3 separate regions of the Homo sapiens genome follow, and regions 1 and 3 are each linked to region 2. A link is a contact called in ENCODE Hi-C or POLR2A ChIA-PET data. All regions are on one chromosome and are shown on one strand. Each heading gives the region's core, a stretch centred on a gene start or an enhancer-like site at or near the end of the contact. The rest is flanking DNA. Distances are from core to core; before and after follow the strand shown. Region 1 holds the start of FADD (Fas associated via death domain). Region 2 holds the start of LIPT2-AS1 (LIPT2 antisense RNA 1). Region 3 holds the start of INTS4 (integrator complex subunit 4).

Region 1 (3,080 bases), core at 445-2,944, 4.3 Mb before region 2:
AAACAGCCAGACACAAAATGCCACATACTGTATGGTTCTGTACACATGGAATGTCCAGAATTGGCAAATCCATAGATTTTAAAAAGTAGATTCGGCAGGGCACAGTGGCTCACGCCTGTAATCCCAGCACTTTGGGAGGCTGAGGCTCACTTGAGGTCAGGAGTTCAAGACCAGCCTGGCCAACATGGTGAAACCCTGTCTCTACTAAAATACAAAAATTAGCTAGGCATGGTGGCAGGCACCTGTAATCCCAGCTACTCAGGAGACTGAAGCAGGAGAATTGTTTGAACCCGGGAGGTAAAGGTTGCAGTGAGCCCAGATCGCACCACTGCACTCCAGCCTGGCCATAGAGCGAGACTCTGTCTCAAAACAGCAAAAAAAAAAAAAAAAAGAAAGAAAGAAAAAAAAAGTAGATTCGTGGTTGGTGGGGGAGGGGAGGAGTACATGCTAATGGGTTTCTTCTTGGGGTGATGAAAATGTCCTAAAGTTAGACAGCAGTAAGGGTTGCACAACCTTGTGACTACACTAAAAACCACTGAAGTATAACTTTAAAAGGGTGAATTGAATGGTATGTGAATTATATCTCAAGAAAACAAACTCAGCTGGCATCAGCCCCTGCCCCACCCTGTGGTAAAGCTGGGTCCTTGTTGGCTGGTGAGGGCTCTCCTAATCTGCACCCCCTCCTCACCTCCAGACCCACGGCATTGCTGCTCCTGGAACCCCAGCCGTCCCCTGTGCTCTGCTCTTCTGTTCTCCGTGTGCCCAGCTCTTCCCCCCACACCTAGGTACCCGGCCCCTCCCAGCCTTCACCTGCGCCTTTACAGAGGCCCCATCAGACCACCGGGCCCCCCACCCTCCACACGCCCACCCCGTGAAGAGACTCCCTTTCCCCTGGCTCTTCTGAATTTCTGGCATACTATACGATTTCCTTATTTTTCCTTATTTTTATTTTTTAATAGAGACGGGGTCTCACTATGTTACCCAGGCTGGTCTCGAACCCCTTGTCTCAATCAATCCTGCCTCAGCCTCCCAAAGTGCGGGCATTGCAGGCTGAGCCACCACGGCCGCCACGACCTTCTCTTCTGGAGCGTGTCGCTTTTGTAATTATGATGTAAACTCCGGGCACGCGGGGACCCTCGCGCTTCGCTCACTAATTTGTCCCCAGACCCTACTACCTGGCACAGTAGGCGCTCAATACTGTTGATTGAATAAACGACTGCTACTTTGGAAATCATGTATTATTTAAATCACATGTTTAAACGCACATAAACTTCTGAGTAGTGTTTTCTGCACACACAAGATGTCTCCAGGGGCACCAAAGAATGCATTTTCCACGTTTGTCCCTAAACGTTAATGCATAAGTAACCTTGGTCACCAACAGATGTGAGGGCACGTGACGTTCGGGCTGCGCCCTCCCCGCCCCGGCCCTGCACACAGTAGGGCCGCACCGCGCTTTGCAAACAGGTGGACTCGGCAGAGGCGCGACCGCCCTCACCGCAGAGAGCTGGGCCACCTGCAGGCTCTCAGGACACCCAAGGCCCCACCTCCCACCCGGAAAAGAGACGATACGCCGGGCGCAGGCGCAGAAGCCGCGCCCGTCCGCGGCGCCGCCAGCCAGGGCGGAAACGGCTGCGGCTTCGCTAGGGACGCATGCGCGGGTCCCTTAGTTTTCGCGAGATAACGGTCGAAAACGCGCTCTTGTCGATTTCCTGTAGTGAATCAGGCACCGGAGTGCAGGTTCGGGGGTGGAATCCTTGGGCCGCTGGGCAAGCGGCGAGACCTGGCCAGGGCCAGCGAGCCGAGGACAGAGGGCGCACGGAGGGCCGGGCCGCAGCCCCGGCCGCTTGCAGACCCCGCCATGGACCCGTTCCTGGTGCTGCTGCACTCGGTGTCGTCCAGCCTGTCGAGCAGCGAGCTGACCGAGCTCAAGTTCCTATGCCTCGGGCGCGTGGGCAAGCGCAAGCTGGAGCGCGTGCAGAGCGGCCTAGACCTCTTCTCCATGCTGCTGGAGCAGAACGACCTGGAGCCCGGGCACACCGAGCTCCTGCGCGAGCTGCTCGCCTCCCTGCGGCGCCACGACCTGCTGCGGCGCGTCGACGACTTCGAGGCGGGGGCGGCGGCCGGGGCCGCGCCTGGGGAAGAAGGTGGGCGCGGGGCCGGGCCGGGGGAGCCAGGGCCTGGTCGCCCGGCTGTAGGTGCTGCGAGGCTCCTCCGGTTGGCCTCCAGGCGCCTCCCCTTTGCCGGGTTTGATTTGCGTGGGTTTTCTCCGTACAGCCCTGGTTTTGCAGATGGGAGAGCCAGAAACGCAGAAAAGTTAACTTATTCGAGGTTGCAGGGCGTGGACACGCACAGTCCTTTTTCCTCCACCCACTTCTGCCCGGGTAAATTAGAAAACTCACTGAAGAAAAGATGAGTCAGAGAAGGTGTGGGGGAGGGGCAGAGGTTGGGTGAGCCTGCCTCGCATCATTTCCTTTCTGTCTCGGAATATGCTTTTCACGGCTGTCTGAGAGTAATACTAGCATTCAGTAACTCCTACCCAGGGGCTTACAGTGTGCCGCTTACCCTTGTAACTGCCAAATACAATTTTCGCAGTAGCCCTGTGGCTTAGATACTGTTAGCTATCACTGTTCCCATTTTACAGAGGACAGGACTGTGGCTCACAGGTTAAGTGGCTTTGTCGAAATGCGCAGCCGATAACTGACGGAGCTAGGCTTGAGCCAAGCAGTCCGGCCTCCGGATGGGTAGTGTTAGCCACTACACTGCCTCTCTGGTCAAGTTCATTGTGGAGTGGCTTCCTGTCCTGCTCTCGGTCACTCCCTCTCCACCCTCGCCTGTGGATTGCAGCAGCTTCCAGGATAAAAAAGAAACCCTGAGTACAGCAGAGTTTCTCAGCCCTACCCCCCTTGTTCTCAGAGTCGGGAGAGGCTTGGGAGTGCTCTGGGGACGCCTCTCAGAGGCTTCAAGCTGTAGCTTGGAATCAGCCATTCAGTCACCAATCAGATAGGGCCTAAATGTGTCACCATGGGTTTCACTCTGTAAAGACTGGTGCCTGTTGGGGACAGGATGGACAGAACAGCTCT
Region 2 (2,847 bases), core at 120-2,619:
GTATGTCCTTAGTTTCATGATCAGTGAATGACAGGCCAGGTCTAAAATCTGGGTTTCAGTAGGTGACTCAAGTCAGACTTCATGCTTCCCAAGGCAGGAGCATCCTGGCTGTTATGAGTACTCTTCAGTTGGGGCTGTCCTCTGAGATCAGTGTGCACTTGTAGATCTCCTTAAAGGCCACAAGGAAAGGTGGCATTACTTCTTCCACGGTGACGTGCCTCTGGAGCTCCTTACTCAAGGAAGTGACGCCTGTCCCAACCAGTCCACAGGGCACGATGTGCTCAAACCACGTGAGGTCGGTAGAGCAGTTGAGAGCCAGGCCGTGGGATGTGATGTGCCTTCCACAGCGGACTCCTGCAAGGCAAGCCAAAGGGTCTTAGAGTAGATACCCTCCACTCTCCGGGCTTTGGTGTCCCTCTCAGGGCGATGAGAAAACTGGATTAGATCACCGGTTTTCAAATTTTGTTTCTGGAGAAACAAGGGATTGTACTCAGATGGGAAAAGGAAACAAATGAAAGGAAGGGGTGCGTGGCTTCAAGCAGCTGCACTCATCATGAGGATTCCAGGAAATGTCTTTTAACAGATTCCAATACTTAAAAAAAAAAAAGCTTGGGGACAGGCGCAGTGGCTCACGCCTGTAATCCCAGCATTTTGGGAGGCCGAGGCGGGCGGATCACGAGGTCAGGAGATCGTGACCATCCTGGCTAACACGGTGAAACCCCATCTCTACTAAAAATACAAAAAATTAGCCGGGCTGGTGGTGGGCGCCTGTAGCCCCAGCTACTCTGGAGGCTGAGGCAGGAGAATGGCGTGAACCCGGGAGGCGGAGCTTGCAGTGGGCCGAGATTGCGCCACTGCACTCCAGCCTGGGTGACAAAGCGAGACTCTGTCTCAAAAAAAAAAAAAAAAAAAAGTTTGAAAATTAGCACCCTTATTTGCCATGACATTGTCATTCGCAGGACGTAACCTGGCAATTCACTTCTCTTGTCTCTCCCTTAACAGAAATGCGTGTTGGACTAGATGTGAGGAGCCTTCTGCTTCTGAATATACGATATCTGAAAAGGGGCTTAAAAACTCAAACGCAGCGGGTAGCTGTGATTCAAAACCCGCGCTAGATACGCCTCCTCCCGGCCCTCACCTCCGTTGGTCCAGCCCCGTCAGACCCCGCCCCCAGGCCTCAAGCTCCGACCTCGGCTCTCAGGTACCGCCCTGCTCCGCGGCGCTCACCGATCGCGCAGATCTTGCGATCGTCTAGCCAGACGCCAGTGTAGGGCGGGGGCCGCGCGCGGGCGTCCTGCAGGCCCTGGAGCTCGCACAGGCGCACGGCGCACGCCTCCAGCGACGCTACGTGCATGCGCAAGCGCAGGCCGAGACGCCGCAGGTCGAGTACCGGGTGGCAAAGCAGCTGGCCCGGGCCGTGGAAGGTGGCCAGGCCACCGCGGCCTGTGACGCGCACCTCGGCGCCCAAGGCCCGTAGCCGCGCAGTTTCCTCGGGCGTCAGGCCGCCGCGCAGCCCGGCCGTATACACGGGCCCCGCGGGCTCGCAGAGCAGGAGCGCGCCCGCCTCAGTCCCCGACGGGGCCTCAATGCCTGGCTCGGCCTGCAGCCGCCGCAGCCAGCGGTCCTGCAGCCCCAGTAGCTCGGCGTACGGCACCCGACCCAGGCGCACCAACCGAACGGCGGGTTGCCGCATCGTGCCCACCGTTGCGTCCGCGGGGCCCCGCCCTCTCCGTGGGCCTGGGGGCGTGGCCTGAGGGGCGGGGACTCGGGGGCACACCCCGAGCCGCAGCTCCCAGGTGCGTGTTAAAAGCTGGAGGGGGGATATGTGATCCCAGGACCAAAAGCGCGGGGCCAGACTCATCGGTTCATTCAACAACCAGTATTTAGTGCCTGCTGTGTTCTGCAGGCCCTGCCATAGGCGCTTGATACAGCGGTGCATAGCGTATGAGAAAGATCTGTCCTGGTAAGCTTACATTCTTACAGCAGACGATAAGTATTTTAAGTGTTAAGTAAATAAGGTTATTTCACGTATAAGGTGTTAAATGCTATGAAAAGAAAAATAAAACAGGGTAACGTGGTGTGTCCTGTGTTGAGCCCCTGGGGGACGCAAGAGGGAGATTAGCTTGCCTACAAGGTTATTGGTGGAGGTAGGGAGAACTTAAAGATCAGCACCTGTAAGAAAGTGAAGGAAGCAGGAATTTGTAGGCAGAGGAAGAAGTTGGCCTGCAAAACAGTTGCAGCAGAGGCCTTGACCAATCCCAAGGCATGCTTGGAGCCTAGGATGACCCTTCAGAGTAGTTCCACATTAAAGCAAGGGGGCCAGAAACTCTTATCCTTGCATTGACCAGTCATGGATACAGGCTACACCTGGGGAGGAGCTGTGATTTTTTTTTTTTTTTTTTTTTTGGCAAGACTGCTTCCCTCGGTGGAGGGCGGCCCCCAGAGAAGGACTCAGTTGTGTATCATCAGTAACCAACTCCAGAAGCTGAGGGAATGACTGTCTAGGCCCTGAGGGGGTGTCTGGACCACAACATCAGCTATGTTGCAGTTAGAGTATCATTTAAACAAGTCTGAATTCAATGAATTTTTACTGAGGACTTTTCAGACACCATAGGTGTCTGAAAAACATTTCATAAACATAGACATAAAGATCCTAAGCAAATATTAGCAAATCAAATCCAGCAATTTATAAAAGGATTAATACATCATGATGAAGTAGGGTTTATCCCGGGAATGCAAGGTTGGTTTTGCATTCTGAAATCAAACAATGTAATTTACCTTAAAAGAGAAAAGCCTTCATTGGAAGAAATAATAAAAATTTTTTTTAAAGAAAAGCTATGATTATGT
Region 3 (2,953 bases), core at 341-2,840, 3.5 Mb after region 2:
ATAAGGGAGAGGACAAGCAATATCAACTGTCATTCAACCACCAATAACACTTTAGTGAGCCAGGCCCTATTGTCCATCTCCAGGACACGGAGATGAGCCAGGCATTAGCTCTGCCATCAAGGACCTCCGACTGGTGGGAAGATAGGTACACCGGTAATGACAGCAGCACTGAACAAAAAGTACAAATAGATTAGTACCACAGAATGCTACAGAAACAGGTGAAGAAGAGACTAAGCTCTCGCTGAGGTTTCATTTGGGTCTTGAAGCACAAATGTTAAGTCCACTGGGTGGAGAACAAAAAGAAAGGGAAGAATGGCATGTATTCTGTGAGAAGAGACAACCAGTGCAAGAGTTTTGAGATATGCAAACACAAGAACACATGGCATATCTGGTCATGTGAGGATGGGTGGAAGAGGGCTGAGCAGTCTTGGGAAATGGGAACAACAGAATGTTGGGAAGAGAGGAAATCACATTGTGCAACAGTGCTAATGTTCTTAATGCCACTGAACTTTATACTTAAAATTGTTAAAATTGTAAATTTTATATTATGTATTGACATATTTTGTATTTGTATTAACATATTTTAATGCTGGATGAATGAATCCATGTAATGTTTAAGGATCAGTATCCTGCTGGATGCTCTAAGCCTTGCCACTCTACAAGTCTAAGGATCTAAGAATGCAACCAATGCACTGGTGTAAATTTGGGGGCATGTCAGGAATGCAGAATCTTGCCTCACCTCCTCTGCTTGACTTATCAAATAGAATCGACATTTGAACAACGTCCCCAGGTAATTTGTATACACATTAATATCTGAGAAATAGGACATCAGGATGATTTAGGATCAACCCTAGCAACATCTACGTGGAGACACATGGAGCATCACTGACTCCCGACAGGGACTCTGCCCACCTGTCACAACTTCATGGTGAGGAAGGTACTGCCCTCCTTCCTAGGTGAGCTGTTCTACCAATAGAGAGCTCTTCCCCTATGAAGTCTGTGACCCCCGCCTGCTTAGACTGCGCCTGAAGGAATTCTATAGACCCTTCTTTCAGCCCCTTAGAACCTTGTGTATATTCCAACTGGTCCCTGGGAGGTTTTTTTTTGGAACGGGGGTGCGGGGAGGCTAGAAGGGGCTCTGCTGCTAACTGGCTGTATCCTCGTACCCCTCCGGAAGGCTCAATGTCCACATCTGGAAAACGAGGATGCTAATGTAACGCGATGGAGCAAAGTTGTGTGAGAGAATAAAATGAAATAACGGATAAGACAGTTTCGTAAATTAAAAAACACTGTTTCTCCTAATAATTTTTTTAAAATCCTGTCAGACTTCACATATTAATGACAACAGCGGCTGCAAACTAACACGCCCACTAACTTGCAATATCAGAGATTATCAACAAGTCAGCACTTAACACGGGCGTATGGAGCCTCTTCTGTTCCGGCAAAGTGCCTGGGATTTGGATAATCTACCCTGGTCCGGATCGGTTCTGGATCTTTCCCGCCAGAGCTTACCTGAACCACTTTCGTGAATTCCTCATAAACCCGCTTCTTAAGGTGCGCCGCCATGCCTACCCGCGGGCCCTCTCAGCTTCCGTACACTAGGAGGGAGGCGGGGGTGGACGGATCCGGAAAACTTGCGTAGGCGCGGGGGGTGGGTGGATGACTTGCCGAGATCCCACAAGGCAGTGGGATTTGGGGAAAGAGCGACCGCTTCCTGTTGCTCGACTGCCTCGCCACTGTACGGACTGATTTGGCGGCCTACGCCGGAAGAACGGAAATAAGAGCTTCGCTTGTGGGAGGCGGGGCCTCTGGCGGGAGGAGCTGAGACTGAAAGGGTGGGCAACCCAATGGGAGCTTTGGGAGGCTGGTTGGTGGCCTCGGAGTGGCTAAGAGACTAGCGCGGCGCGGCGCGAAGGGAGGGAGGGAGGAAGTACAGGTTAAAGGGCAGAGGCGGGGTGCTCCAGAGCTAGAGGCAAAACCCGGAGCTCTGTAAGGGGTTTACGACTCGTGAAAAAACTCAGAGGCTCGGCTGACTTTCCCATCATCCTTTGCTGTACACGATGCTGTTTGTAGGTTTCCTGAGCACTGCCTTTGTTCAAGCTGTGCGCCACCTCTCTTGTTTTGGGGTGCCTTTCCATACTTCCTTATTCCAGTTTTGCAAAAGCTGCCATCCTTTAAGGCATCAATCCCTGCTCTGATAGCTATAGTACAGTAGAAGACTTCTGAGACCAAGGATAAAGCAACAAAGCTACAGACTACAGCTCTGGTTCTTGAGCAAATGGCTCAACTACAAATGCATTTATAATAACTAACCTGACAAAGATGTGACAATGGAGTGAAATAATGCAGGAACATTTTACGGACTGTAAGGTGTAGTGCACATGTTAGTGTCAGTAAATCCAAGGTCAAGTTTTACAACCTACATGAAACTAGCTGTTCATTATTTTGGTCTTTCAAAAGAATGTGGGCCAGGCGCGGTGGCTCATGCCTGTAATCCCAATACTTTGGCAGGCCGAGGCGGATGGATCACTTGAGGTCAGGAGTTCGAGACCAGCCTGGCCAACATGGGGAAACCCCGTCTCTACTAAAAATACAAAAATTAGTCGGGGCATGGTGGCACACGCCTGTAATCCCAGTTTCTTGGGAGGTTGAGGCAGAAGAATCACTTGAACATGGGAAGCGGAGGTTGCAGTGAGCCGAGATCGCGCCACTGCACTCCAGCCTGGGCGACTGAGCGAGACTCCGTTATCAAAAAAAAAAAAAAAGAATTAATGTGGGATAGTTTAAAAAAAAAAAAGCAGGAGGCTGAGGTGGATACAGAGGACCCAAAAATAAACAAAAGATAGTATTTATCCTCAAGGTCCTACAATCTGAGAAGACAGACACCCAAACTGATGGTGACAGTGCAACTGAAATGTGCTGGGTAACGGGAATGAATGTGGTTCAAACAGAC

Evidence for each region. A loop is a pair of places that touch in the nucleus more often than their neighbours do. ChIA-PET counts read pairs that join two places held with the same protein, here RNA polymerase II (POLR2A). Pooled maps may share reads with other maps.
Region 1: a map of CD4-positive, alpha-beta T cell shows a loop between it and region 2 (14-fold over the local background). The contact joins the promoter of FADD here to the promoter of LIPT2-AS1 in region 2. A Hi-C loop is called at or near these places in 1 of 168 maps with a recorded cell type or tissue (CD4-positive, alpha-beta T cell) and 5 of 50 pooled maps. POLR2A ChIA-PET finds 5 or more read pairs at or near these places in 1 of 52 experiments (activated B cell).
Region 3: a map of CD8-positive, alpha-beta T cell shows a loop between it and region 2 (7-fold over the local background). The contact joins the promoter of INTS4 here to the promoter of LIPT2-AS1 in region 2. A Hi-C loop is called at or near these places in 2 of 168 maps with a recorded cell type or tissue (CD8-positive, alpha-beta T cell and naive thymus-derived CD4-positive, alpha-beta T cell) and 8 of 50 pooled maps. POLR2A ChIA-PET finds 5 or more read pairs at or near these places in 3 of 52 experiments (B cell, CD4-positive, alpha-beta T cell and naive thymus-derived CD4-positive, alpha-beta T cell).

The regions. Positions count from the first base shown.
Region 1 is chr11:70,201,602-70,204,681 of GRCh38, forward strand. It overlaps FADD (Fas associated via death domain), which reads left to right and starts at 1,695. Exons shown (of 2, transcript NM_003824.4): 1 at 1,695-2,144. The coding sequence starts at 1,859. RefSeq lists silencers at 2,105-2,184, 2,234-2,425.
Region 2 is chr11:74,492,011-74,494,857 of GRCh38, forward strand. It overlaps LIPT2-AS1 (LIPT2 antisense RNA 1), which reads left to right and starts at 1,370. Exons shown (of 2, transcript NR_171028.1): 1 at 1,370-1,963. LIPT2 (lipoyl(octanoyl) transferase 2) reads right to left here and starts at 1,714. Exons shown (of 2, transcript NM_001144869.3): 1 at 1,228-1,714; 2 at 1-354. The coding sequence starts at 1,693. The coding sequence ends at 125. RefSeq lists silencers at 1,480-1,589, 1,700-1,949.
Region 3 is chr11:77,993,078-77,996,030 of GRCh38, forward strand. It overlaps INTS4 (integrator complex subunit 4), which reads right to left and starts at 1,591. Exons shown (of 23, transcript NM_033547.4): 1 at 1,513-1,591. The coding sequence starts at 1,566. RefSeq lists an enhancer at 1,506-1,705 and a silencer at 1,906-1,975.